2 separate regions of the Homo sapiens genome follow, and region 1 is linked to region 2. A link is an interaction called in ENCODE POLR2A ChIA-PET data of the cell type or tissue named here. Cell type or tissue: HepG2. All regions are shown on one strand. Links, peaks and the distances in the headings refer to the core of each region. The heading gives the core; the rest is flanking DNA.

Region 1 (11,912 bases), core at 902-5,901, 74 kb before region 2:
CTGGGGGAAGGGGTTCCCGCTTTGATGTGCTCAGCGAGGTCAGAGAGCAAGCAGGGGGGAGGCCCACGGGGAGAGCGGCTGGCACTGTCTCCTCTCCCATCCAGGTTTCCGGGAAGACGCCAGCTTGTCCTCATCACCTCTTTCATCTCTCCGTTCTCTGGGGCTGGTTCTTGTCCTCTCGGGCCTCCCTGCCGCCCAGGTGGACAGCCTTGGGCCCCTCATCCCAGACCTCCAGCCTGTGTTCCGAGGAGCTTGTGGTGGCCAGACCCATCCACCCACTTTCTCTGTAGTTGGCTTTAAGGGGCATGTGGTCATCACTTCATGCATGCAACACCACTCTGAGGGTCAAGCGAGAATCTCCCCCTTGGAATCAGGGGCTCCCCATGCTGGAAGGGGACTCAGGCTGTGGGCATCACCCCCATGGTGGGATGCTCCAACTCCGTTGCTAACAGACAGCTGCCAAGCCTGGTCTCACTCACTCACAGCTGCCAGGGACTCACTGGCCACTGAAGGTGCCACCTTCATGGGAAAGAAGACAGAGGAAAAGAGAGGGTGGGAGCTGGAAGGTGGCAGGAGGACAGGGAGGGAGCGAGCCACTGTGCCCTGGGCTCTGTGCGGTCCTCCGAGCCTCTGTCTCACACCAGGGCCTCCTTCAAGCCGTGTCTGAAAGGCTGCCAGCCCGTCCTGGCCCTGCCGGGGAGTCTGGCCTTTTTCCTGCCTAAAGTTACAGAATTTTCCAGAAGTATCCTTGGGTTTATTTTCTGGAGTTATAAGCCAGATTTCCCTTGTCACCCTACTTCTCCAGCCTAGGAAAGAAAATTCCACGAGAGAAGGCAAGCAAGAGGCTTAGAGGGCCTGTGATCACAGCTGAGACTCACTCTTCCTTTCCCTACTCCCACACGGACCCCCGAAAGCCAACACTCGTGGTAATTTCTGCATTCGACTTTTGTGGCCTATGTGGAGCCTGTTAGGTTTAAAAGCTCCCAATAATAGCCTTGTGAGGGATATACTATTCTTCCTTGTTTTTATTTCCATTTTACAGATGATAAACATGAAGCCCAGAGTGGTCCACTGATTTCCCGAGGCCACATCTGTACACAGCAGAACTAGGTTTTGACCCATCCGTCTAACTTGGGAGCCCCACTCTTAACCTGTGTTTCTCCAGTGAACCAGGTGCTGAGAGACCAAAAGAGAAGTCCCGATTCTCCTCTCTCCAGCCTTCCCAGATCCCAGCCAGGGATGAGCGAGTGTACACTTGGAGCAGGAAGGCAGGTCTCCTAATGGAAAGACAAGGCAACTGGGTTCTTTTTAAATTCTGCCGCTAGCTAGCTGTGTCACCATCTTTCCAGACCTCAGTTTCCTCACCTGTAAAATGGGCAGTTGAGACAAAGTTGATGATCTCAGTCTCTAGATAAGACAATCTCTGAGATCCTTTCTAGTTTCAAGACCCTGAGTCTGGTTATGCCAAGATTACTTATTCGGGAGAAGACACAACATCCCTAATCCCTTACTGGAACCCACAAATTCAGCATCTCAGAGAAGGGCAGTGTAGAAACTCAATGTTAAGATCCAGTTTAGAATCCAGACTGTACTTGGAAGTGAAACCTCCCAGAAGGGACCTGGACATCGGGCCTTTTACTATCCTGCCCGGGGCCTTCCCGTCCTTTCTGGGGCCTGGCATCCTGCACGGTGCCTGGGCTGGGAAGGACGGGCCTGGCATCCCAGGCAGTGACTGGTCACACTGCAGCTTGCCATAACAAAATATCACAGTTTGCTGGGGCTACCGTAACGAAATATCACAGCCTGGGTGGCTTAGACAATAGAAATTCATTTGCTCATGGTTCTGGAGGCTGGAAGTCCAAGATCCAGGTGTTGGCAGGCTTGGTTTCTCTGGAGGCCTCTCTGTTGCTGATGGCTGCCTTCTCTGTGTGCGCTCACACAGCTTCTCCTCGGTGTGGGCCTGTGATCTGATTGCCTCTTCTTACAGGGACACTGGTCAGAGTGGGTGAGGGCACGTCCTCGAGGCTCCATTTCAATGGACTCACCCCCTTAAAGGCTTATCTCCAAGGGTCGTCACATTCTGAGGTACTGGGGTTGAGTCTTCAACACAGGAATTTGGGAGAGACAGTCAGCCCATAGCACACACCAGCCACTGCTGGGGAAGGTGGTCACAGCAGCAGAGGCTGGCTTCTATCGGACACTTGCCGCGAGCCAGGCACGGTGCTGGGGCTGTGCCGTGTGAGCTCATTGAATCCCGCAGTGCTTCCACGAAGGAGATATTTCAGAGATGAGGAAATCAGCTTGGGCAGACTGCCTGAGGGCATGCACCTGGAAAGCCAGGAAACAGGCCTGGACGCACGGACTTACCCACGGTACTATGTTGCTGCCCGATTAGATTTCTAGCACTTTCTCTAGAGGAGGAGGGTCATGCGGTTACGCTCTTTGGGGCCATTAGTCTGTTTTTCTAGAGTCCTAATGGGAATGAAGAACAGCCCTAACTCTGCTATTCTGACTGCAGTTTGGGGGAGAACTAGGAAAGGAAAAGCAGAAAAAGGGGGTCAGTTCCTCCACACTGCATATGGAGAAGGGCATTCCAAGCTGAATTAGTGGCTTTGACTCCGGAGAGGGCAGGCCATGCCCAAGTGGTTGTTAGAACCTCAGGAGCACATGTGAGGAGCCCCCAGGCTAGCTTAGGAGATGGCCTTGGAAATGGGAGGGGGCACAGTTGTTTCCCAAACTGGGCGGGACTTGGGGAACCCCCATCTGGGATTGTCCACCATGGATGTGAAGACCAAGGGCTCAGGGAGTGAAGGTCATGGCAGATACCCCCAGCCAAGGTGGCTGGCCTGGGAGTGGGAAGATGCCAGGAGAACACAGCATGGCCAGCAGCTCCCTGGGGCTGTCTGACAGCTCCTGAAGGGCCTCGGGTTCCACACGGAGTGTGGGGTGGTTTGAAGGTGTTGGCATGAAGCCAGTGCTCCTTGGTTCCTGGTGTGGGGGCCAGAAGCTCAGAATACTGGGGCTAAGGGAACCCCCTACATCTGACATCAATTCTTTTCCCTGTCCCCAAATGGGGGCTGGAGTGGGGAAGGGTTGAGGTTGTCATGTCCAAAGCTCTTTCCTTCTCATCCTCCTAAGCACCCAGCATCACTCATCCCTGGACAATTTAGCTGCCATCAGCACCTGCTGTTTGATGCAGAAAGAGGGGAAGGGGAGGTCAGAGGAGGGAGGAGAGCAGAGGGGACACCAGAGGCTTTGTTCCCAGGTGCCCACCTCCTAGGGAGGGAGGGGTGGGGGTCAGTGGCAGCCCCATGCCCTATCTGGCAGGCAATCCTGTGTCTGAGTTTGGGAATTAAGCTGTCCTCGCCTCTCCAGCATGAATGAGGCCTGGGGGACTGTGACAAGAGCTGTCAGTGCTGGTATCCTGTGCCAGTAATCGCTCAAAAGGCCAGGCAGCTCAGGACGCCTGGGAAAGATGGGATGGAGAGGGCAGGGTCCAGGGCCTGCTGGGGAGGGGCCAGACAGGAACACAGACACCTTTGTGTGCACCTGATCAGTGCCAGCCACTGGCTGCTTCCTGTCGGAGGGGCTTTGTCCCTGTCCTGTCTCCCATGCCTGGACTTTAGGCAACTCTGGGCCTAGGGCCACATCCAACCACACTGTGTTCTGTCCCCAGCGCTTGCTCGGGGCCAGGCTCCGAGCTTCCCCTGAAAGCTTGTCCTGGAGGGGATCGAACTTCAAGGCGAGGCAGGTGACGGTGAATGTCTTGACGGCCCTCAGCAGATGGGGCTTTTACTGAGGTTGAGTTTCTTTCTGGCAAGAAGTTTTGGGGACCAGGGTTCTAGGCCGTGGGCCCCAGCCCAGCTCATTCCAAAACCATTAGGCCAGGTAACCGCAGCAGCACAGTGGGGCCAGGTGACAGCTGGAGCAGCTGCAGACAGCCTCAGTCCCCAGCGTGCTGACATGTTAGAAGTACACGTCACTATCTCAGCAGTCAGCCGCCACATCTGGAACTGCTCTCGGCCTCCTCTAATTGCCTCATTATTTTCCGAGGAAAAGCGCCCCCGTCCCCAGCTCTCCGTTGCTGTCCCTTCCCTCTGGCCTGTCCCGAAATCCACCTGAATGAGCCCCAGACCAGGGTTTGGGATTCTATGGGGGAGGGGAGGGCATCTCTCCAACTTGCAGGCCCTAGAAAAGAGAGAAACCACACATGGACCTGGCTTTGTCCCTGGTGCCCGGAACGCAGGGTCCTTGAAGAATTCAGGTGGATCCCTTGGAACACGCAAGACTCTGACCCCTCTTCCTGTCAGCAAGTGTCTGTCGTGCACAACATTGTCTGAAACTAGGGAGAGGGCAAGGAAGCAGAAGATACAGTTTCTGCACACAGTGCACCTGCCATCTAGGTGGAAAGACAAAAAGGAAGTGGAGAACCAGTCAGGCGAGGTGTGGCTTATAATCCTGACCGCATCTCATTTGTCCACCCATCACCTAGGGGCCCGGGCTGTGTGTTGGCCGTAGTGGGTGTCGAGATGCAGCTGTAGCCCTGTCCTGGAGCACCTGACATGTTTCAGAGAGATTGCAGGAGAGGCACCCAGGCATCCGGAGATCACTAGCAAAATGCCGATGCAGCCTGGGTGGGGAGGGGGCCTTCCTGGGGACCTGAGAGCTTTCAGGAGGAGAGAAGGGAGGGGCATTCCAGAGGAAGGAGTGCTGTGGTTTCTAGATGTGTCTGCAAGCAGTGTGGTGTGTTACTGCAGTGTAGAGCTTGTGGCAGGGAGCGACATGGCTGGAGAAGTAGCAAACTTGGGGAGCTTGGATCCTGACCCATAGGGGAGGGGAGCACGAGACGGCAGAGGTCAGAAAGCCCAGGGAGGGGGAGGTAGGTAGCACAGAGCTGTTGCGGAGTCAGGGCCGTGGCACACCTGGAGGCCTGCGCCGTCCTGATAATCCTCTCAGCCGGTGACTAAAGGAGCCCTCCAAGCAGCAGACAAGTTACCCCTCAACATCAAGACACCCAGAAACTCCCCGGCTTCAGCTCTCCCTGGGTCTCAGGTCACCACTTAGCCCAGCTGTGTCCGGTGCAGACCTGGAAGGAGTGTGGGAGGATCTGTTTGGCTGGTGGGTCTTAGGGTCCTTCTTTTTTTTTTTTCTTGAGATGGAGTCTCGCTCTGTCACCAGGCTGGGGTGCAGTGATGTGATCTCAGCTCACTGCAGTCTCCACCTCCCGGGTTCAAGCAATTCTCCTGCCTCAGCCTCCCGAGTAGCTGGGACTACAGGTGCGTACCACCACGCCTGACTAATTTTTGTATTTTTAGTGGAGACGGGGTTTCACCATGTTGGTCAGGATGGTCTCAATCTCCTGACCTCGTGATCTGCCCACCTCAGCCTCCCAAAGTGCTGGGATTACAAGTGTGAGCCACCCTGCCACCCTACCCAGCCCTTAGGGTCCTTCTTGTACTTGTTGGGGGCTCCTTGTTCCTGGAAGCCCACGGTCTCCCCCACCTGCCCAAGGTGGGCCCTGGGTGGGCCACTCTCAGGCCCAGCGACCCGGCTGGCCTGTCCTGGGAGTCTTTGCAGCCGGAACCTCAGAAAGGATGGGGAAAGCTTGGAGCTGCATGTAGGGTTCCAGCTGGAAAAATTGGAGGGGAAGGCACACTCCATCCTGCCCCCAGCATCAACTGAGGCCAAGAATTCTCCTAACAGGGCCTGGCTCCAAAAGATGACAGGCCGCCCATCATCTGCCGGCCTCTGTTGTGGTCCCTGGCACAGTCTCTGTCCCTGTCTGACTCTCAGTGTTTATACATATTCATCCCTCTGTGCCCCAGCATGTGGTCCCTGGTTAGTGCCTTCCCCTTCTGTTAAGATTGCACTCTCGTCCCCTCGCACCTGCCTCGCTCCCTGCCTCTCATTTTCTGTCTCTTATTTTCTCTCTCCAGTCTCTCCTTCTGTGTTAATGTCCCTTCTCTCCTCTGGGTGGCAGCTTCGGCGCCATCCTCTCTTCAGCCTCCTTTTCACTGGGGAGAGCCCCTCTTAGGGGAGGCCCAGCAGCGGCCCCATGATGCAGGGGTGCTGATGAGGGTGCCTGAGCCCCCACAAGACCTGTGTGGGAGGGCAAGGAGGGATGGGCAGAGGCGAGGAGAGGGTGGTGAGAGCTACGGGCAGGGCCTTGGTCAGGGAAGTGAGGAACCTCCTTCACCTCACCCAGTCCCAGCCCGGGACGCCCTTCACAGAGACGGAGGCAGGAATGGCGCTCTTTTCTCTGGCTTCCTGCAGCTGGGGCTCTGTGGGGCCGTAGTGGACTTCAGCCTCGGACGGTCTCCACCAGCTCCTCTCTCAAACAAACAAACTGAGCCTGCTCTGCAAATGTTTGATGACCGGTCCCCTCTATACCTCCCTTGCAGCCTCCCCAGGCCCCTGCTGTATAGAAATGCTGGAGCCTCCACCACTCAGAGATGGGCACCAGCGCTGCGCTGAGTCCAAGAGGGGCGAGGCAGGCCTCTCCTGTTGCAGGGGAGTGGGGTGTACGTGGGACCCTGGGGAATGATCCTAAGGTGACAAAGTTGGGACCCTTCAGTAGCTCATAAACTGGCGTGAAGACTAAAATGAAATGGTAGGGGCGACTCCAGTCATGGGCCCCTGGGCTTAAGGCACCTCAGCACTTCATGATCCCTCAGCCGGAGCCCGGAAGCCTTCCTTGGGGGAGGTCCAGCAGGCGTCCAGCTGTCCACTCCCTGGCCTCGCCTGGCTCCCTTCCCTTGCTGGACACGCACCGAGTCACCAGGCCTGCTTCTCCCCAGGCTTCAGATGTGCAGGCGCGCCCCTTCCACTCGAGGCCTGGTGAGCGGCTTCTCTCTGCTCCATCTGGCCCCTGGGCCTGGCTGGCTAAAGCCCCTGCTTCAGGTCCAGGCTTACAGGTTCCCATCTCCCCAGGAGCCACCTGTAAACCCTGCTGAGGACCTCAGGTCCTTCTGTGTGGTCTAACAGCCCCCATGCCTGCCAGCCTCCATGCTGTCATCATAATTGAAGTTAACTCTGTTTAATGTTTTTTTTTAAGACAGGGTCTCCTCGTGTCACCCAGGCTGGAATGCAGTGGCACAGTCATGGTCCACTGCAGCCTCAACCTCCTGGGCTCAAGCTGCCCTGCCTCCTCAGCCTTTGAAGTAGCTGGGACTACAGGCGTGAGCCACTGTGCCTGGGCAGAGTTAACTCTGTGTGACGTTGTGTCTCCATTGCCCTCTGTGGGTTCAGGAACACCAACCGCACAGCTGCAATGTTCCAGTCGTTAGCTAGGCTCTTTCGTGTGGCCTGCTCCATTTAATCACCTCGGTAACCCCTTCATAGAGGAGGAAACAGAGGCTAGGAGAGGTGAAAAGTCAGCCGGGGGCGCACAGCAATCGCTGCCTTTTCTCCTCCCCAGGACTCTGAAGGGATCAGCACTGCTTTCCAAGTCCAAGTTGTGCTGCAGCAACTTCACAAAATGCCACTTTTATGCATTTATAAACACCAAGTTTAACAAACACGTGTTGAGTGCATTCCATACATTAGGCACTAGGCAAGTCTGGGGTATGGGTGGGCGTGTCCAGCAGGTCACCTGCCCATCTCTGGACCACTCGATCTCCAACCCAGCCTCTCTGTGCCGGCCAGGGCTGAGCGGGAGGGACCGGGTGTGGGGATGCGTGCGGTGGGCTGGGGGTGAGGGTGGGGTAGGGGTGGAGGGGGACCGGGTTTAATGAGGTGACTGCCACTTGTAAATGAAACAGAAGGCGGAGCTGCTTGTGTGAACCTTGACCTCTCCTGTCCAGCGTGCCTTTCATCGGGAGCTTTATGAGCAGCCGCTGTGCTCCGACGGGACCCACCGCAGCCTGGGGGAAGGCAGGGCTGGTCCCAGAGTGGAGAGGAGGCCGCCTGGGGGAGGGGTGCAGGCCTGGCTTCCACAGAGCCCTGCGCCTCTGTCCCTCTGTCGTCTCTCCCAGGAGTTTTGGAAAATAAATGGGTGGGCTGGATTTGAGAGGCGCTGCTTAGCACTGTGGATCGCACACTTGGAGACCTCTGAGAATGCACATTTCCAGGCCCATCCCTGCCGCTTCCGGTTCAGTCGGTTTGGTTTCGGGCTCGAAAATTTGTAATTCTAAAAAGCTCTCACAGTGATTCTTAAAACCAGTCAATTTTAGGAGCCACAGTCTTGCAACACAAGGTCATGCCAACTCCAACAGAATCTTCAGCTGGGATTTGAAACCCCAGTGCTCAGGGGTAATCGTCACCCCGTTTACTGAGTGTCCCCACGTACTGGACACTTATCTTGCAGCCGTTACCCATCGGACCCTCCAAATAATTCTGCAAGGTGGATGGGATTGTCTACAATTCACACATGAGCCGGAGATTAAATAACTCAACCAAGGGGATCACTTCTCCGCCTTTTGGCTAAGATCAAGTGTAACTCAACCAAGGAGAAACAGAACTGAGATTCGAAAATGGTTCATCTCACTCCAAAAGTTCTCATGTCAAGCAGATACTCTTTATGACGCTTACATAAAGGTGGCCGTTCACACGGAGATATCCAGAAACCCAGAAACTGCAGGAACCCAGAAATCACTGTCTTATTTTATTCTAAGTGCAGCCCCTGGAGCCAGCTTTGGACATCAAGATTAAAGACAGCCCTGCAGGGCAGAGGCACCTGGATGGCTTGTTCTCAGTTTCATCCCCAGTGTCCAGCACAGGCCTGGTACATAGGAAATGCTTGGGACATGCTTGTCAAATGGGTAGTAAATACTGACCAAAAGAACAAAATAAAAGGGCCCTGGATACAAAGCCTCAGGCGGCCCCTTCTTCATTGTACACCTCTGCATCCAGCAGAAGAGTTTTCCTTTCTCTTGTGAGCAGAGGAAGTGGGCTTGGCTGGAAGGAGTACAGTTCTGGGGAAGGGCCCTGGGTGTGACCTACGAGAAGAGCAGCTCCTGGAATGGAAGGGGATGCCCTTTCCCCCTGCCCGGCCGACCTCTTGCTGCATCCACGGGCGTGCATTTCAGTGGGGCCGGCCCTCTCAGTCCTACTCTTCCGGAGAGGGTGCTCTCAGGAGCTGCCCACACCTGGGGGCCCAGGCTCTGCGGTGCCCTCGGCCCCATGCAACGTGATAGCAGCCTCAGCTTCATTTTGCCAGTGCCTCATTCATCCAAAAATTATCTATCAAGCCTGGCAAGGTAACCATTGAATTGCATGCTTTAAATGTGTGAATTGTATGGTACTGTGAATTCTCAAGAAAGTTATTAAAAAGAGAAAGGAAGAACCTTATTTTCTAGGCTAGAGATTCTTAGGGCCCTTGAACCCACTGAAGCTCTCACCTGTAAGGCTCACACCTGTAATTCCAGGTGTGACACCGAGGCAGGTGGATTGCTTGAGCCCAAGAGTTTGATACCAGCCTGGGCCACGTAGTGAGACCTCATCTTTCCTATTAAAAAAAATTAGCTGGGTGTGATGGCATGCACCTGTAGTTCCAGCTACTTGGGAGGCTGAGATGGGAGGATCACTTGAACCTACGAGTTTAAGACTTCAGTGAGCCCAGATTATGCTGCTGCACTCCAGCCTGGACAACAGAGTGAGGCCCTGTCACAAAAAAAAAAAAAAAAAAAAAAGGAAAAATTATTGAAAAGAATGAACTAGGCTGGATGCGGTGGCTCACACCTGTAATCCTAGTACTTGGGGAGGCCGAGGCAGGCAGATTACCTGAAGTCAGGAGTTCGAGACCAGCCTGACCAACATGGTGAAACCCCATCTCTACTAAAAATACAAAAATTAGTTGGGCATGGTGGCAGGCAGTTGTTATCCCAGCTACCTGGGAGACTGAGGCAGGATAATCGCTGGAACCCAGGAGGTGGAGGCTGCACTCTAACCTGGGTGACAGAGCAAGACTCCATCTCACAAAAAAAAAAAAAAAAAAGATTTAGTGAGCACCTCCTCTGCCAGGCACTAGCTATGTAAAGAAGAAAAGATGTGGTTTGTGCGTGGTTTGTGATCTTAAGGAGCAGAGCGGCTTGGGCACTGAAGGAGGTGGGAGGGAATGAAACGTTAAGGGGTTGGGATTTTTCACCCGGGGAGGAAAAGGCTGAGGGTGGCAAGGGCTACAGAGGAATGTCACCTTTGCCTTACATCGAATTGTAGAGGGGAGAGGCCCAGACCCCCTGCACTGAGGATGGGCGAGATGGAAGAGGAGGCATCTTATCCATGCTCAATGGAGGGCCACCAGACCCGTGAGAGGTGGCAATGCCCTTTCCTGCTGAGGTATGAACAGAACAGAATGAAACCTGTCTGCTGAGGAAGGTGGATGTGAAGCCTTCCTGCAGTCTGGACCACGGCTTCAGAGACCGCTGGAGTGCTGCTCACCCCAGGAGGCGTGACAATTCTATCTTTAGGTAAGGGGTTAATGAAATTTACAGTATCTTACAAACCAGGATACTTTTGAGAATGAAATTTGGCACTCAATAATCACACCAGGGCTGAGCGCAGTGGCTCATGCCTGTAATCCCAGCACTTTAGGAGGCCGAGGTGGGAGGATCACTGGCATCCAGGAATTAGAGATCATTCTGGGCAACACAGTGAGACTCTATCTCTACAAAAAACAAAAAAAAAACTAGCCAGTTGTGACGTGCACCTGTAGTCCCTGCTACTCAGGAGGCTAAGGTGGGAGGATTGCTTGAGCCCAGGAGGCTGAGGCTGCAGTGAGCCATGATCACCACTGTGCTCAGCCTGGGCAACAGAATGAGACCCTGTCTCAAAAACAAGACAAAACAAAACAAAAACCACACTGGAACATCGGGTTTAAACCAAGGCTGTCCCCGCAGGTAGGTAGCAGTATGGTCATTCTACCTTTGAGTTACTCCAGCATTGGAGTTGAGGGCAGTAGGAGCCAGGGATCTGTGTTCCAGTTAATGCCTGGAGCAAGTGGCAAAAGCAGCAAGTGGAGCCACTGCCAGCCTCTCGGGAGGCCTGGAGGGACAGCCTGGGAGGGGGCAATCGGGGAGGGACAGCCTGGGAGGGGGCAATCGGGGAAGGAAGAGGGTCACAGAAGGGAAGGGTCTGAGAATAGCTTGAGCCAGTGGCTCCAGGCTGTGGTCAGAGTGGCTGGCCCCCGAGGTGAGCTGCGGCTAACCCAACTCCACACCACTGAGTGAATATTAAACCGGCACACAGGAAATGGACTCTGGGCGCCCCTCCCCTCCATACCCCGACTTCCCCAGGGGAGGTGCAAAAGGGAAGCCGTGAGGAGGCTCTCCCAAACCTGAAGCCCCAACTCCAGCTCATTCTGAGGACAGGGATTCTTTTTTGTGGCTTGGAGCCTTTGGAGAATCTCAGGAAAGCCGCAGGCCTTCTTAGAAAATGCACAAGTGCTCTCACAATTCTAGTTTGTAATTCAGTGGGTTCATGGGCCCTGAGTTAAGAATCTGTAGCTTAGAAAATGAGGTTCTCCCTTTCTCTCTTTTTAAAATAACTTTATTGGGAATTCACAATACCATATAATTTACACATTTAAAGTATGCAATTCCATGGTTTTTAATATATTCACAGAATTGTGCAACCATCACCACAGTAAATTTTAGAATATTTTCACCACCCCCAGAAGAAACCCTGCACCCCTTAGCCAACGCCTCTAATCCCCTGCCCCCCAATTCTCTCCAGCCCTAGGAGACCATTAATCTACTTTTTATCTCTAAAGACTGGCCGATTCTGGACATTTCATCTAAATGGAACCGTACAGTAAGTGGTCCTTTGTGTCTGCCTTCTTTCACTTAGCATAACGTCTTGAAGGTTAATGTTGTAGCATGGATTAGTACTTCACTTTTTTCTTTGCTTGCTTTCTTTCTTTTTTTTTTTTAAAGAGACTGGGTCTTGCTCTGTCACCCAGGCTGGAGTGCAGTGGC
Region 2 (16,556 bases), core at 4,622-9,621:
TGATGTGTACTCTGCTTTTTTTCAACTTTTGGATTGGTGCACTGGCCAAGACATAATAAATAGCAACCCTGAGAGAGAGAAGGAAGCTTCAAGTAGAGGCATGACCTGCAGGCTCTTCCCTTCGTCCCAGCTGGAGACAGGCGCCCAGCAGGAGTAGAGAGTAGGCCAGAAGCCCAGAAATGTGCCTTAGGTTAACCTCACCCTCAGCCTCCTCTTCTGCTTGTATTTCTGGGATGCAGAGCCCGACTAGGGAAAAATCACTCAGCCTAAAAGATGGTAACACCACAGATTTATGGCATCTGATCTTTGTTGCACCCTCCAGGGTACAAACTAATCCCAGCTTGTGATTCCTACTGTCATCTAAGGTCATTCCAGGCCTTTTCCACTCTTCTGGAGATCTCGAGCACTTTTTTTCAACAATTTCTCATTTTGAAAAGAAAAAGGAGTCCATCAGGAAAGAATTTCCTCCATTGCCTGCGACGCTCTACAAACCTCCATGCCTCAGCCACCCTCGTTTTCCATGAGGTCTCCCTGTCAGGGCTGGTTCCTCAGATCTCCCCCCAGTAATCCTCCTTCATGAAAACCTCAGAGTCTCAGAGTCTGTTTCCGCTGATGTGAGCTAAGAATGTTTCAGGAAGAGGGGTATGTCATCGGGATCCCATTTCTTCCTGTGTCCTCCGGGACCTTGCTCTAAGGTCCTCTCTTTCGTCCTGAGACTTTTCTGAATCTTTAAGCTCCACCTCTCCTTAGCCATACATACTCATTCAAGTATTTCCCGTACTAAAAAACAAAATGAAACCTTCCTTCCACCTGAAGTCTCTATGACCCCTCATGTCTTCTCTTTTAGTCAAGCCTCTCGTAAGTGTCCCCTGTTTTTTCTCCCTTCATGTCACATTGACTCCACAACGCATTGTAGCCTGGCATGCACTGTCATCACAGAAATGCCCTCTGTGGGTCAGGCACGGTGGCTCACGCCTGTCATCCCAGCACTTTGGGAGGCCGAGTTGGGCAGATCACCTGATGTCAGCAGTTCAAGACCAGCCTGGCCAACATAGTGAAAACCCATCTCTACAAAAATATAAAAATTAGCTGGGCATGATGGCAGGTGCCTGTAATCCCAGCTACTCAGGAGGCTGAGGTGGAAGAATCACCTGAACCCGGGAGGCGGAGGTTGCAGTGAGCTGAGATTGTGCCATTGCACTCCAGCCTGGGTGACAGAGTGAGACTCCATCTCAAAAAAAAAAAAAAAGAAAAAAAAGAAAGAAATGCCCTCTGTGAAGTCATCAGGGACCACCTGTAGTCACATTTCAGTCTTTTCCTTACTGGACTTGTCCAGCAGTGTTTGACATCATTGACCTTCCCCGCAGTCCTGACATGCTTTGCCCCTTCGTGCTGCGTGACACTGCTCTTTCCTGGATCTCTTCTACAACTTTCTAAGATTCTTTTCAGTCTCCTTTGTGGGTCCTCTTTTCTCCAGTAGATGCATGCACATTGGTTGGGATTTCCCATGGCTACCTGTGGCTATCCAATGCTGTCTTCCCTCCTCCCTCTGCACACTCCCCACTTCCAGCTAAGCTACACCCTCATGCCCATGACCCCAGATCTGCATATCCAGCCAAGGACTTTGTTCTGAGCTCCACCTTAAGTTCTCTGAGACCAAAGCAGGACTCTTGCTTCCCTCTGAGTCTGCTCACATTTCTGAAGATCCGATCCTGGAGAAGGGTGTCAACATTTCCCAGGCCTTCTGCCTCATTCTTAACACCCAGTCTGTCTTGCCAGGTTTCCTGCTTAAGCATGCATCTGCCCACCTCTAGCCCACCCCCCCCAACTCTAGCCCACCTCCCCCAGCTTTTTTTTTTTTTTTTTTTTGAGATGGAGTCTTGCTCTGTCACCAGGCTGGAGTGCAATGGCGAGATCTTGGCTCACTGCAACCTCCGACTCCCAAGTTCAAGTGATTCGCCTGCCTCTACCTCCCGAGTAGCCGGGATTACAGGCGCCGCCATCTCGCCTGGCTAATTTTTGTATTTTTAGTAGAGACGGGGTTTCACCATGTTGGCCAGGCTGGTCTCAAACTCCTGACCTTGTGATCCTCCTGCCTTGGCCTCCTAAAGTACCGGGATTACAGGCGTGAGCCACCATGCCCGGCCTCTAGCCCCATTTTGGCTTCCTTAGATCAGGCTCTCACTTCTTGCTAGTCTCCCAGCTGGTTTCCCTTCAGCCTGTCCTGACCATAGCCGATCCATACTACCCATAGCCCCAAGAATGGTCTTTTTATAAAATAAATCTTGTCCATCACTCCCTTACTTAAAATGCTTTAGTGGCTTCTCATCACTCAGGGTAAAATCTAAATTCTTTAACATAGCATTAAAAAATCCTTTATGCTCTGGTCCCATCTGTCAGCCGAACTTCATTTCCCCCGCCAAGCTCTCCTCTTTAAGCCATAGCAGCACTGCCATTCATTGTCCGAACTCCCAGAACACAGCAGGCTTTCCTGTGACTCGATTTTTTTCTTGTGTCTTTGCATTTGCTCCTTCTTCTACCTACACTGCTCTTTCTCCACTTGTCCACCAGAAAACCTCCTATTCAGCTTTCCAGGCTCAACTCATGCCCTGTCTCCTCCTGGAGGCCTTCCCTGATTTCTCAAGGCAAATTCGAATGCTGTTTCCCCCACCTCCCCCTTCTGCATTCTGTACCTGCCTCCACTGCTAATGAGCATACTCGGCTGTGATTGCTTATTTGAAGTAGGAGCCTCTGCCCACCCCTGGAAGCCTAGACCTGTTGAAAGCAGTGTCTACACTTTTCATCTTTGTATGTCCTATACAAAGTATAGGGCCTGGCATATAATAGGCACTCAATAAACTTTTTTTTTTTTTTTTTTTTTTTGAGACAAAGTCTTGCTCTGTTGCCCAGGCTGGAGTGCAATGGTGCAATCTCAGCTCACTGCAACCGTGCCTCCCGGATTCAAGGGATTCTCCTGCCTCAGCTGCCTCAGTAGCTGGGATTACAGGTGCATACCAGTGCACCTGGCTAATTTTTGTATTTTTAGTAGAGACAGGGTTTCACCATGTTGGCCAGGCTGGTCTTGAACTCCTGACCTCAGTTGATCCACCCACCTCGACCTCCCAAAGTGTTGAGATTATAGACATGAGCCACTGCGCCCGGCCTACATTCAAGAAACTTTTTGTCGTTGTTGTTGTTGCTGTTTTTGAAACGGAGTTTCGTTCTGTTCTCCTAGGCTGGAGTGCAGTGGCATGATCTTGGCTCACTGCAACCTTCGCCTCCTGGGTTCAAGTGATTCTCCTGTCTCAGTCTCCTGAGTAGCTGGGACTACATGCACCCACCACCATGCCTGGCTAATTTCTATATCTTTTAGGAGAGATGGGGTTTCCATGTTGGCCAGGGTACTCTCAATAAATGTTTAATTAGTAATCATGCCTAGCTTTTATGGAGCACTTTCAACGGGGCCAGGCCAAGTGCTAAAGCGTTTTAACATCCCTTACATCACCGAGTTCACACAATCACCACTACCAGATGAGGTAGGTGTCATTATCCCTGTTTTAAAGATGAGAAAACTGAGACTGACAGAGGCTAGGTAACTCTCCCAAGCTAGTAAGTGGCACAGAAGAGTCACGAACCATGTTCTTCCCCATGAGCGCCTGCTGCTATTTGCAGGCAGTTACACAGGTAGAGTTTCAGGATGGCGAGTTCTGCGTCTGCTCTAAGGAACTGCCTTGCACACAGTCTGTCACACCCCAGGCCATTTAGTGTTTCCCTGTACCTATCAACTCAGGCCTTGAGGCCTGCACTTGGCAAACAAAATGTAGGCATTCCCTCTTCAGCCAGTCTTTGGTCCCATATCAAAGTCTTTTCTTGCCAATAGGGTCCCATAGTTGCTGCCCAGACCCTTCCTAGATTTGCTGCCCGATGTCCTAGTCTCCTGGCTGTGAGTTCAGCCTCCTGCCCATGCAGACTCACAGTCAGCAGCGCTCTGTAATGCTTGATTTCCCAGCCTTGTCTAGCCAGTAGTTGGTTGCAAGCCTTTAGTTCTGAGGAGCAGCCCTGGTCCACAGCCTTGGCTCTGAGCTGACCGCTTCCCGTGTAGCCCCAGGACTGTCAGCCTGCCAGTCCCCTGCCCCTGTGCCCTCCTGGCCTTGCTCTGAGTCTCCTGGCCCTGAGTGCCGTGTCTGCTCACATGGACGGCAGCTCGGGCCAGACAGCCAGAGAAGACAGAGAGGTGAGGGGACATGTAGAAAAGGCCCATAGTGTCTCCCAGCGAGGGCTATGCGGGTCTCCAGGAGTCCGGGCGAGACTGCCTCCTCAGGGTCCTCACCCCCACACCTGCGACCTAAAAATGCACGCCTCTGTGCCTCTACAGCCACCAGCCGGCTTTATGGGCTTTCTGACTTTGTTTTATTCCCCAATATTTTGTTTTCTTTTTAAAAATATATATTTTAATAGTTTTGGGGGTACAGGTAGTTTTTGATTATGTGGATGAGTTCTTTAGTGGTGATTTCTGAGAGATTGGTGCACCCGCCACCCGAGCAGTGTACACTGTACCCAGTGTGTACTCTTTCATCCCTCACCCCCTTCCCACCCTTCCCTGCAAGTCCCCAGAGTCCCTTCTACCATTCCTATGCCTTTGTATCCCCATAGCTTAGCTCTCACTTATAAGTGAGAACATATGGCTTTGTTTTCCATCCCTGAGTTACTTCTCTTAGAATAATGATCTCCAGCTCCATCCAAGTTGATGCAAAGGCCCTTATTTTGTTCCGTTTTATGGCTGAGTAGTAGTCCATGGTGTATATATACTACATTTTCTTTTTTCTTTTTTTTTTTTCGAGACGGAGTTTTGCTCTTGTTGCCCAGGCTGGAGTGCAATGGCATGACCTCAGCTCGCTGCAAACTCCGCCTCCCGGGTTCAAGAGATTCTCTTGCCTCAGCCTCCCAAGTAGCTGGGATTACAGGCGTGTGCCACCACGACCAGCTAATTTTGTATTTTTAGTACAGATGGGGTTTCACCATGTTGGACAGGCTGGTCTTGAACTCCCGACCTCAGGTGATCGGCCCACGTCGGCCTCCCAAAGAGCTGGGATTACAGGCATGAGCCACTGTGCCTGGTCTACCACATTTGCTTAATTTGCTTGTTGGTTGACGGGCATTTAAAAGGCTCCTCTTTTTTTAGAGGTAGGATCTCACTATGTTGCCCAGGCTGGTCTCAAACTCCTGAGCTCAAGCAATCTGCCCACCTTGGCCTCCCAAAGTGCTGGGATCACAGACATGAACCACTGTGCCCAGTCCCCAGCTCCATATTTTTGCAATTGCGAATTCTTTCTGTGCTTTCTTCTTAGCCTCCGTTAGTTTCTCACTATGACAAAGTTACGGTGCAAGTAAAAGAAATATGCTCTTGCCTGACAGGATGAATATTCTGCATTTAGCTTGTATTGCTATTTTATTGAATAATTATTGTACCTGACTACAATTATTATATTAACAGTACTCTCTTGACTGACAAGATGAATTTTTTCATTCAACTTTTATTGCTATTTTAATGAACAATTATTGTACCTGACTACAATTATTATAGTAACAATATGCAGTCATTGAATAAGGCTTGGGCTTTGGAAATATACAAAGTACAGATTAATCTGAACAGTGAAACTTTTAAATGATAATGCCTCAATTTTGTAGGTCGTTTTTATTATAATGCACTTTCTCACATATTCTGCTTCAACTCCGTAAATATGTTTTTTCCAGCTTTAACAAAGGGTGGGATTTTAAATCATGCCATCTCTGTCAGTCACTGTTGAAGGCAAGGGTGCTAGTGCTGGCGTCTTTATATATGCCATCTTATTAATCTTTACAGCAATCATGAAAGAGGGGAATTTCCCCCACTTTATAGAGAGAAGAAATGAGGTAAATTGCCCAGTCCTCCACAGCTAATAAGAGAAAAGCTGAGATCTGAAACCAGATCTGCCCGAAGCTCAAGCTTTGATGCCTCTGCTGTGCCACTCTGCCGGATGCCAGGCCTGTCTTGGTCTGTAGCTGTCTCTCAAGGCAGGAATGGATGCTACCACCACCCCTGCCTCGGTGCGCCTGCATTTTCTTACGTATTAAACACAAATTCCTGGGGGTAACTTCCAGTCTCTTTGGCCTAAGTGATTTTTCCTGTATTGTTCCCCTAGATTTAATACAGGCCTCCAGGTAACTGACATTTTCATCTGACTTCTTGTTAGGGATACCTGGCACTTACTGCAGGGCTGGCAGTCTCAAGACGCCACCCTTCCCAAGGAGAGGGCAAGGATACCTCCTGGGAAGCTCCCAGGGAAGGGTAAAGGCCAGCAGGACCTTGCTGAGAAGGTCCTTCCAGGACTAAGCGGGAGGCTTTACTGCCCAATTGTCATCTCTGAATCTGCCATCTGGGTGGTGTTTTCCCCCTTAAACTATCCCGGCCCCGAAGGGACACAACTGTGAAAAGAATCCAGAGGATGGGGGGAGGGGGGGCCTCTGTGGGGAAGTGGAAAGGATTTGGGGCCCGAGTTCTGATCTGTGAGGCTCTGTGAGGCCTATCCTTGGGGTTCGGGTCACCCCCTGCTTGCGGGAGGTTTTGCTGGTTGAGCCGGTGACTGGATCATGTCGAAGGTTTTTTTACTTCTGTAATGTTCCAAGTGTCTAGAGTCTCATTCCGGTGGTCCCCTCAGGATGAGTGGCTCCTAACAGAGCACCCCCCACCCCCCCCGGGACTGGTGGGCTGCCTGAGGAAGCTCCAAGCCTGGGTCCAGGTCTCTGTGCACCTGAGGCCCCAGCTCATCCCCACACCCAGGCAAAGGGTGACAGTCTCAGGCACTACTCTGATGTAGCCTGTTTGAGGCTGGGGCCCAGTGGGAGCCGCACGTGGGACAGGGAGCAGTCCCCGGTTCCAGGAAAGAGCACGAGCAAGTGTGTCTGAGTGTGTGTAAGCGTGTGGTGTTTATTTATTCTAGGAGCGGTTGCTAAGTCAGACGTGTTTGCCAGCAGAGGGCTGCCTGAGTGCTGTGTTTGTTTACTCAGCACAGTGCAGGGAAGGGTGATCGGACAGACAAGTGCAGGCTACAGCCGTTTGGTGGGGGGCACATAGCGTGAGATGAGAATTGGTCTTGGGGGCCGTCTGGCGTGGTCCCATTCTATGGGTGCTGCTGGCTGTTGAGAGCTGCCTTCCGGGACACAGGCCCTGCCTTCTTTGATGTGCCAGCGGCTCTCTCACTGACCCTCCTCCCAAGCAGGGTGGAGCTGCTCATTACCCCACAGGGCAGTGGGCCCTCCTTCCCTTCATGGGGCTGGGGGAGGGTTCCTGGCTACGGGGTCTCGGGGGTCCCTGAGAGAAAGTGGATAAAATGTGGGCAGTGGTATGAGGAGGAGACAGTGGGTTCTCAGTCCCATTCCTACCCTGTCCAAGAGCTTGTCCACCCTTAGTTAGGCTTGGCCTTTCCAACGGGCGATCACATCTTACCAAGACTGAAGTCCACTGCCTCCTAGTCTCCTGTCCTCAGTCTTCCAGGTTATAGATTGGTTATATATTCCCTATCTTCAGGAGAGAGTGAGAGACAGAGAGAGAGAGAGAGAGAGAGAGGAGGAAGGCAAAACAGAGACCCTCCTGACTCCCTGTCCACCCTCAGCCACAGGCCAGAGGTAGGGACTGGCTGAATTTCAGGGTCAGGACTTCCCAGCTGGGTGGCCCCAGAGGCCTCTGCCTCCCTCTTCCTGCCCTAAGGCCCCAGCACCACGTCTGTAAGTCTCTGAGAGAGCCCTGGCTCCCCCGACACAGGCTGGCTGGCAGCCAGGGGTGGTGTTCTGGCTCCTGTACCAGCCAGATGGGGTGGCAGGAAGGCCCTGTTAATCCCCAGGGAGAAAGCTCCTTGGCAAACAGAAAAAAAGTGGCTGCCGGCACTATGTCCCTACCCTGGGACCATGAAACACCATACCCCGAAGTCTTTGGGGCAGATTTTGTGCCTCTGTATTCTGCCCACACCTTCCACGGCGCTTGGGCTGGAGTCCCAGCTGGGGCTATGGAGTAGGGAAGGGAGACCGGGTTCCCCCTTCTCAGGTTAAGGCTTTTCTGTAATGGACAGTTTGCCTCTGCTTCTCTCAAACACCCTAGGGAATTGTGAAGACAGGGTGCAGGCAGGCACTAGGCCCTCCTCTGGGCTCCAGCCATCTAGAGCTCTTATTTGCTCTGAACTTTCCTGATAGTGTTTGGAGAAGCAACTGGGATTGTCTGGGTCCTCCTTCTACCCCATCACTCCACCACCCACCTCTGCCCCCATCATCCCCCACCCCCACCACACACACCCAGACTTCTGCCACTGAAGCTGCCTCTTCTGCTGGTGTGGCAAATAAGTGTGGAGAGAGTGAAACCAGATACAGAGAAGGCAGCCAGCTGGGGAGGTGGTGGGTGGTGTTCTGCCGACCAGGCCTCCTGCTGTCCTCCCCCGGAGCCAGGATGGTGGAGGTCCTGGGCCCAGCCTCGGTCTGCCTTTTCCCCTGCATGCCCAGCTGGTGTGCCACCTGTGAGGGGCTGACAGCTCCTTGCTCCTCCAGTGGTCTTGTCTTGGTCCTGGGTTTGGGGAACAGGATTCCCTGAGCCAGTCCCTCCCTACACTTGGCAGTTACTGGGGAAGCTGAGCACCAAGGCTTGAGCCATTTCTTGCTTTCCCTACCTGTCTCTGTCTCACCTCCATCCACATTCCTTGCAACATGGTACCAAAGTAAGGCTTTGAACTTGGGATGAGTGGGGTGAATTTCACTCTTCCCAACAGCAAAAATGGAAGCTAATCTGGTTTCATCTCAGTTTGTAAGATCCCTAGATTCCCAAGGGAGCTGGGAAACCTCACTTGGGTCTAAAAGGTCATTTAAGGGCCGCTTCCAGACCTGGCTCATGCTCCCGATTGGTGGTGGGGGGTGGAGGGGTGCTGGCTGGGATTGTGGTCACTGAAGAGGGTCAGGAGCAAGGGTCATTGGGTAGAACGGCTCCCTTTGTCCCACTAGGCCACGAATTGGTTCTGGCATTCCCAAGGGGAATGCTCCAAGCCAAGTAAGGGCCACTGTGTCCAGGTGGACCATTCCCAAACCCATTTCTATCATGGATCATTTTCCAGAAACTTTCCAACATGGGAAATCACAACTGAAGCTGGTTGTTTAGATCGGAAAATCTGGGTGTAGTGTCATTAGAAAAACCAGAGTCTCCTCACATGAACCTTTGCCTGCAACCTCTCCCTGGCCTGCCTGCTGCTCTCTGCCTGAGTCACAACAGCATTCAACAGCTTGGACACAGAGCTTTACAATGTGCCAAGTGCTCCCACGTGCCCTGTGGCATTTACTCCGCCTAGCAGCCTGGAGAGATAAGTTAGTGTTAGCTCCACCCAGCAGAGGATGGAAGCCCTGGGAAGTCACCGGCCTCACTGAGGTTGTACAGGCAGTAGGTGGCAGGACTTGAAATCTCGCGTCCTTTCCACGGAATCTTTTCTGCCAGCAACCCAGAGAGTGCAGGGGGAATCCAAACAGTCTGGTGGGCACCAACTGTCTTGGCTGGCTTCCAGCTGGGCCTTTAGTGGTGACTTTGGCACGCCCGCCCCCCCCAACCCTCTGTCAATCTTTAGGAGCTGGGGGAATAGGGGGTGCTTTCTAGGAGGCTCTGCTCTCTTCTGAGATGTCCCCCTTACTTCCTTCCATTCTCTCAGGTGTGGGAGTCACTTTTCTGTGTGAATACCAGGCCAAACTTGTCCTTTTCTTCCTTTTCTCAGAGTCACCTGCCCCAAAGCGCCCCTGTTCCTCCCTCCCTTCTCTGCCTCTTCCCCCGGGATACCTTGCCCTTGCTTCGGGAGTGGAGGCAGTGTTGCCCCAGCAGAGGCACCGGCACTGCCAGGGTGTCCAGCTTTGCACACGGCCTCAGGCGCCCTCACGTTAGCTTTGGCTTCTTGATGGATCTTGAACTCCCTTGGGATGCTTTGTGGGCTCCTGAAGGACCTCCCAGGATGTCCCCTCTGTCCTCAGACCTGCTATGTGACCTCAAACAGGAATTCAGACTCTTCTTGGCCTTCGCGTTCCAGAGCAGAAGGATATGGGTGCCCAAATCCAGACTCGGAGAGGCAGGAGTGAGGTGAGAGGCACAAAATACACCTTTTTTTTCCTGAGCAAAAATCTGCCTCAGGTCCACTCGTTTCCCAAGGGCAGCCGTGCCTTTCACCCGACAACCCGAGGACCCGCAGCCCCAGCCTCTCGGGGAAGGTGAATGTGCAAAAGCCAAGTTTATCCTGAGTAATGCAACGAATACACTGGAGGGGGTGGGGCCGCGGAAGGTTTTATCCAGAACACATGTTATTGCCACTATTCTAGTTATCTTGGATATTTCCTGCATGTTTGTCACCATGGCAACTGACAGCATGAAGCCTGTTTGCTGGGCCCTGGGGTCTGGCGCGGCAGCCATGTGGTGTCAATTTGGCCCTCTCTGCTTCCCCCAGCTCCTGTCTCTCTGTCATGCTGCTTTTGGTCTCCGCCTCTGTCTCCCCGCCGCCTGTCTCTGGGCTTCTCTGTTTTCTTCTTCCAGGAAATAGCTGCCCCTGCATCCCTCGGTGACATAGGTATAGACAGTGTCCAGCTACTGCCACCCTAAGCCTCCCCTTAGTCCACACAGACAGTCTGTGACTAAGGGTGTTCCAGAATGGATGGGAAACTTGTGTGGCAGGGGATAGGCAAGAGATTGGCCTTCAGTGGAGAAAGGGCTCAGCCCGGCTCTGGGCTCATGGTTCAAAATGAGCCCATGCTACCTACTGCTAGGCTGGGGGCTAAAGATCCCTTGAGAAGGTGGGTTTGGGAGACACCAGTGAGGAGAGATGTGGGCTTCTCATCCTGATGTTTCCTGTGTGTGGGAGTGAGGGGTCTCCATCACTCAGATCCTTCCTTCCCTAGGCTTTTGGAGAAGACATAGGTAGAATGGCAGAGAGGGGTCTCAAATTCACAGAAGAGAAGCCAAGGAGAGAGGAGCTTGACAGCTAAGGGGCAGTGAGGTCTCTCGGCATTATGGGCTGCCTGGGGACCTCAAATCCCCAGTCCTTTCTCCCAGGTCTCTGGGATGTGGCAAGGACAGGGTGTGGCAAAGACATGGCCAATGGCAGTGTCCCTCCATGGGGACACCAGGCAACAGGGAGGGTGTTGACAATAATAGCCTGCGAGGGAGCTGTGCCAGCAGCTTGGAAAAAGCACCGCGAGCAGACAGGCGACTCCATGGGAGATGAGGGCATCTTCTGGCCCCTCTCTCCACCCCCAGGTCTGGCTTCCCTTCATTCTGGGAAGCCCAGGACTGGGCAGTTGCCAGCCACTCTGCTTCAAGTTTTCTGCATCCACACTGCAGAGGCCTTCCCAGGCCACCTTCCCAACCTCTACATCTGTCATGTGCTGTTTCTTATCATGCCCAATCCCCAGTCCCCACGCAAGGTAGGCCTGGAAATTGTCATGCAGCCAGAGCCCCAGGCAGGGCTGGCACCCACTGCGGGACTGCTTGGAGGAGAGAGGAGGGGCTAGGGAGGTGGAGTAGGGTCCAGAACCTGCCCTGGCCACAGCTCCTGCAGGCTCAGCTCCAAGGCATGAGGGAGTCTGGAGTGAGACAGGAGAGCTGGGGCGAGGCAGCCATCATGCTGGGCCCTGAGAGGACCGGCCCCGGGGCCAGCAGCCCAGAGGGTGCTGCAAATCAGCCTTCTTTTGGGTCAGCATCATTCCAAGGAGGTCCAATTCTCTGGATGGGACAGGGCATTGGGAAAAGTCAAAGGGCAGCCGCAGTGTGGCTCTGGGGCTCAGTCCCTTGCGTGCAGGGACCCTGTGGGTTCTGGGAGCCACAAGGGCCAAGGGAAGGGACTGCCAAGAATTGGGTGGTGTGGTGGGGCTCGAGTCGTATTGGAAATGCTGGAGTCTGAATGTTTGTGTCTCTCCAGAATTCATGTGTTGAAACAAAATCCCCAGTGTGATGGTATTGGGAGGTGGGGTCCCTGGGAGGTGATTAGGTCATGGAGGCAGAGCCCCTGGGAATGGGGTTAGTGCACTTATGAAACAGGCCCCAGAGAGCTGCCCTGCCTCCCTTACCATGTGAGGATATAGCAAGAGGCCACCATCTATGAACCGGGAAATGGGCCCTCACTAGACACTGAGTCCCTTTCACAGGAGGCTACACAAGCCTGACTGAGCGGGGCTCCATTGGGCTGATGAGGGAAAGGAAGCTCTCCCTCCCAAAGCTCTGGAAGATACTGAAACCCAGGCAAAGAGACAACCCAAGGCTGCTGTGTTGTAGAGGAGAGTCACCAAGGACCCCGGGACCCAGAGTGTGGAGGGCATAGATGCAGGACGCAGGTAGCAAGAGCCAGTGTGCAGCCTTGGATGGTGCCAGAGAGGCCTGTGCATTGGACAGATAGCTGAGAGGGGCAGCAAGCGTTCTGGGCAGGCGTCAGGCAGGCTTTGCTCAGGGAGGCTGGCTTTGACCTACTTGTGCCTGTGGAGCTGGGCATGGAGCTGCCAGTGGGCCAGACTGGGAGAGACATGCCAGGTCACCCCAGCCTCAGGGACAGTCCCTCTTTCCAGTGCCAAGGGTCCAGCCAGAGTCTCCAGCTTTACTCAGAGTCTAAGGCAGTAGACGTTAGTCCTCACACTGCTCTGTTACCCAGAATGAGTCAATGACCTTCTATGGGCCTCTGTTTTCTGTTTGACTAATGAGGCTGGGGCGAGAAAGAACTGAGTTGCAGAGGAGGGAGTGGGTGCCCCTAGAGAAGGAGGTGGGCCTTGGAGGCTGAGAAGGGCAGTGAGGTTTGAGACGGCTGCAGAGGGCTCCAGAGACAGGCCTCCAGCTCACACCTCGAGGGCGAAGAGATTCTTCTGGAGTGGAGAGGAAGAGCCTCTGCACCCATCCCCATCCTCCCAGTCCTCCCCACGGAGACCACAACTCAAGACCCAGCTGTCCCCTCCCAGTGACTCAGGCTTTGGCTGCCCTCCTGCCCACATCCAAGCCCTGTCCAGTGCCCCATAACAGGAAGGGCTGTGGTGTGAGAGAGGAGGAGGGAAGGCTGCCCCGCCAAGGGCCTTCATGTCCAAGGAGCCATCTAGGTGGAGGAGTCCTTTGCACCCTCCTGGCCGTGTCACCCTCTGCCACCTCAGAAATGTGGGTTTGGCCTGAGGTGGGACTCTGTCCTCCTCCCTCTGCACTGAGCATGGAAGGCCACTTGTTTCTCATTAGCAAACTGCAGGATGTCACCACCATAGGGTGGATGTGCATTTTTGTCCTCTTTGCTGGAACGGTGGGGTGTGTGGGCTGAGCCAGGGACAGGGCAGAGGCGGTCAGAAGAGCTGACCAGAGCCTTGTGGGACCCAGGGCAGGGGCTGTGGTTATATGGGGCAAAGCTATTTGGAGGCCACAGGACACCACTGTCCCTGCTAGAACCAAGGGCAGCTATGCTAAGATTTGGAGAAGAGGGAAAGGCAGAACCAATGGCACTGTGGTTGTGATTTTTGGCAATAATTGTGGGCATTGATAATCATAACGGTAGCATTCATTTATTGAGGACCAGCCAGTGCTAGGTGGTTCATATATATTATTTCTTTAATTCTCTCAATAACTCTGTTTTACAGATGAGAAAACTGAGGCTCAAAAGGGTAAATAAATGACCTAGTTTTCACAGCAATTAAGCATTCAAACCAAGATCTGCACCCAGGTTGTCTGATATTTATGACTTTTCTTTCATTATGCCACATTGCCTCCTCTAGCCCAGTTGTTTTTTTTTTGTTTTTTTTTTTTTTTTTTTGAGACAGTCTCACTCTGTCCCCAGGCTGGAGTGCAGTAGCGCAATCTCAGCTCACTGCAACCTCTGCCTCCTGGGCTCAAGCGATTCTCCTGCCTCAGCCTCTTGTGTAGCTGGGATTACAGGCACCTGCCACTACATTCAGCTAATTTTTGTTTTTTCAGTAGAGACAGGGTATTTTTTGTAATTTTGTATTTTCAGCATGTTGGCCAGGCTGGTTTCAAACTCCTAACCTCAGGAGATTTACTTGTCTTGGCCTCCCAAAGTGCTGGGATTATAGGCATGAGCCACTGGGCCTGGCCTCTAGCCCGGTTCTTCATCTTTTTGTGCCATGGATGCAGTCCGAAGTCCATGGGCCCCTTCCTAGAATAATTAAAAAAAATAGATTAGATTTACAAAGGAACCCAATTATATTAAAATGTGGTTATCAAAACATTAAACACATGTGTGATATAGTAATATATGTGCTTTTTAACTAACACATGAAATAACAAGATTTCTGCCAGGCACGGTGGCTCACGCCTGTAATTCCAGCACTTTGGGAGGCCAAGGCGGGTGGATCACCTGAGGTCAGGAGTTCAAGACCAGCCTGGCCAACATGGGGAAACCCTGTCTCTACTAAAAATATGAAAATTAGCTGGGCGTGGTGGCAGGCACCTATAACCCCAGCTACTCGGGAGGCTGAGGCAGGAGAATTGCTTGAATCCGGTGGGCGGAGGTTGCAGTGAGCCAAGATTGTACCACTGCACTCCAGCCTGGGCGAAAGAGAAAAATTCTGTCTCAAAAAGAAAAAAAAAAAAAAGAAAGAAAGAAATAAGATCTAATAACTACCATAATTTCAAAATAGTGATGAATGTAAATACTATTTTGTATTATCAGCAAAAGCTGTAATGTGATTTTTCTTAACCTTTCTTTTTTTATTGTTATACTTTTTTCTGGGGTACATGTGCAGAACGTGCAGGTTTATTACATAGGTATACACGTGCCATGGTGGTTTGCTGCACCCATCAATCCATCATCTACGTTAGGTATTTCTCCTAATGCTACCCCTCCCCTAATCCCCCACCCCATGACAGGCCCCAGTGTGTGATATTCCCCTACCTGTGTCCATGTGCTCTCATTGTTCAACTCCCACTTCTGAGTGAGAACATGTGGTGTTTGGTTTTCTGTTCCTGTGTGAGTTTGCTGAGAATGATGCTTCACCCGTGTCCCTGCAAAGAACATGAACTCATCCTTTTTTATGGCTGTATAGTATTTCATGGTGTATATGTGCCACATTTTCTTTATCCAGTCTATCACTGATGGACATTTGGGTTGGTTCCAAGTCTTTGCTATTGTGAACAGTGCTGCAGTAAACATACGTGTGCATGTGTCTTTATAGTAGAATGATTTATAATCCTTTGGGTATATACCCAGTAATGGGATTGCTGGGTCAAATGGTATTTCTGGTTCTAGATCCTTGAGGAATCGCCACACTGCCTTTGGCAATGGTTGAACTAATTTACACTCCCACCAACAGTGTAAAAGCATTCTTATTTCTCAACAGCCTATTTATCAAACAGTTGTTTCCTGACTTTTTAATGATTGCCATTCCCATTGAAAAGCTGTAATGTGATTTATATTGGTAACAATGTCATAAGTACTGACAATGCCTATATTCTTAATTGAAGGAAATATTTAAGTTAGACAGTAGTGAAAATGAAGGTGTACGGATTTTCCCATCTGAGGTCACAGACCCCTGAACTCTATCTATGGGCTCCAGGTGAGGAAAGTTGCTACAATTTGTGTGCAGCTATTGGGTGGGTTCGTTGGAAACCCTCTCTTTTTTGTCTGGTTGGAGGGAGTGTGCAAACCACTTCCAGTGTGGGGAACGCTGTGCCAGTTGGGGACATCTTGAGTGAGTCTATGCCCCACCGACTCTGTCCGTGCCTTACCTGGGATTTAAGTTGCCAGATTTAGCAGACAAAATGACAGAAGACCCAGTTAAATTTGACTGATGCTTTTTCAGTCCATGTCCTGTGCGATATTTGAGACATACTCACTGTATTATTTTTCTATTGCTCTGTAACAAATGACCACAAACCGAACAGCCTAAACACAAATTCCATAGCTGGAAGTTCTGCACGTCAGCATGGCTCAGCCGCGTCCTCCGCGGAGAGTCTCACAGGCTGCAGTAGAGATGTCCAGGGGCTGCGCTCCTTTCTGGAGGCTCTGGGATGTGTCGGCTCCCAGCTCATTCAGGTTGCTGGCTGGATTCATTTTCTTGTGGTTGGAGGGCTGAGGTCCCTCTTTGCTTGCTGCCTCTCAGCTGAGGCTGTTCTCAGCTTCAGAGGCCATCCACATTCCTGGCCAGGTGTCTCCAAGCTATCTCCAAAAGCACGTTTCTCATCTCTGACTTCCCCTCCACCCCGGCCAAAGAAAACTGCTCTTGAAGGATTCCTGAGATCATAGTAGGCTCCTCCGGGTCATCTCTCTTTTGTCACATGACATAACAATCGCACTAGTAACGGCCAGAAACAAGAGTCATGGGACTGCCCTACAAGTCTGCTTGCCACTTACACTAAACACGTATGGGCTGCTTCTCTGAAATGAAAACTGCACTTGCCATCCCTGCTGGGATTAGATGCGCTGTGGACCTTGCCTCATGACCTGGGGCAATTCTTTTCTCGTCTGGCCCTCAGTTACCCCCTCAGACAACTCCACTGAATTATTTAAAATCTGCATGTATGGACTGGGCACCAGCCA

The links. ChIA-PET counts read pairs that join two places held together with the same protein. Peaks named below come from ENCODE experiments on the same cell type or tissue, not always from the same donor. Only the 100,000 strongest peaks of a DNase experiment are listed, where the experiment ranks them.
Region 1: POLR2A ChIA-PET joins it to region 2 with 6 read pairs; 7 of 35 experiments call an interaction of 5 or more read pairs at or near these places.

Annotation. Positions count from the first base shown.
Region 1 is chr11:126,181,331-126,193,242 of GRCh38, reverse strand. No RefSeq gene overlaps it. Among named protein-coding and RNA genes, the nearest start is that of RPUSD4, 24 kb to the left of the region's middle. RefSeq lists enhancers at 6,600-7,525, 9,774-10,273. In HepG2, for the core only: no CTCF peak of the experiment used is centred there; a DNase peak (open chromatin) is centred at 3,522.
Region 2 is chr11:126,106,555-126,123,110 of GRCh38, reverse strand. No RefSeq gene overlaps it. Among named protein-coding and RNA genes, the nearest start is that of CDON, 52 kb to the right of the region's middle. In HepG2, for the core only: a CTCF peak has its summit at 7,018 (motif pointing right); DNase peaks (open chromatin) are centred at 6,990 and 9,350; H3K4me3 peaks cover 2,035 bases.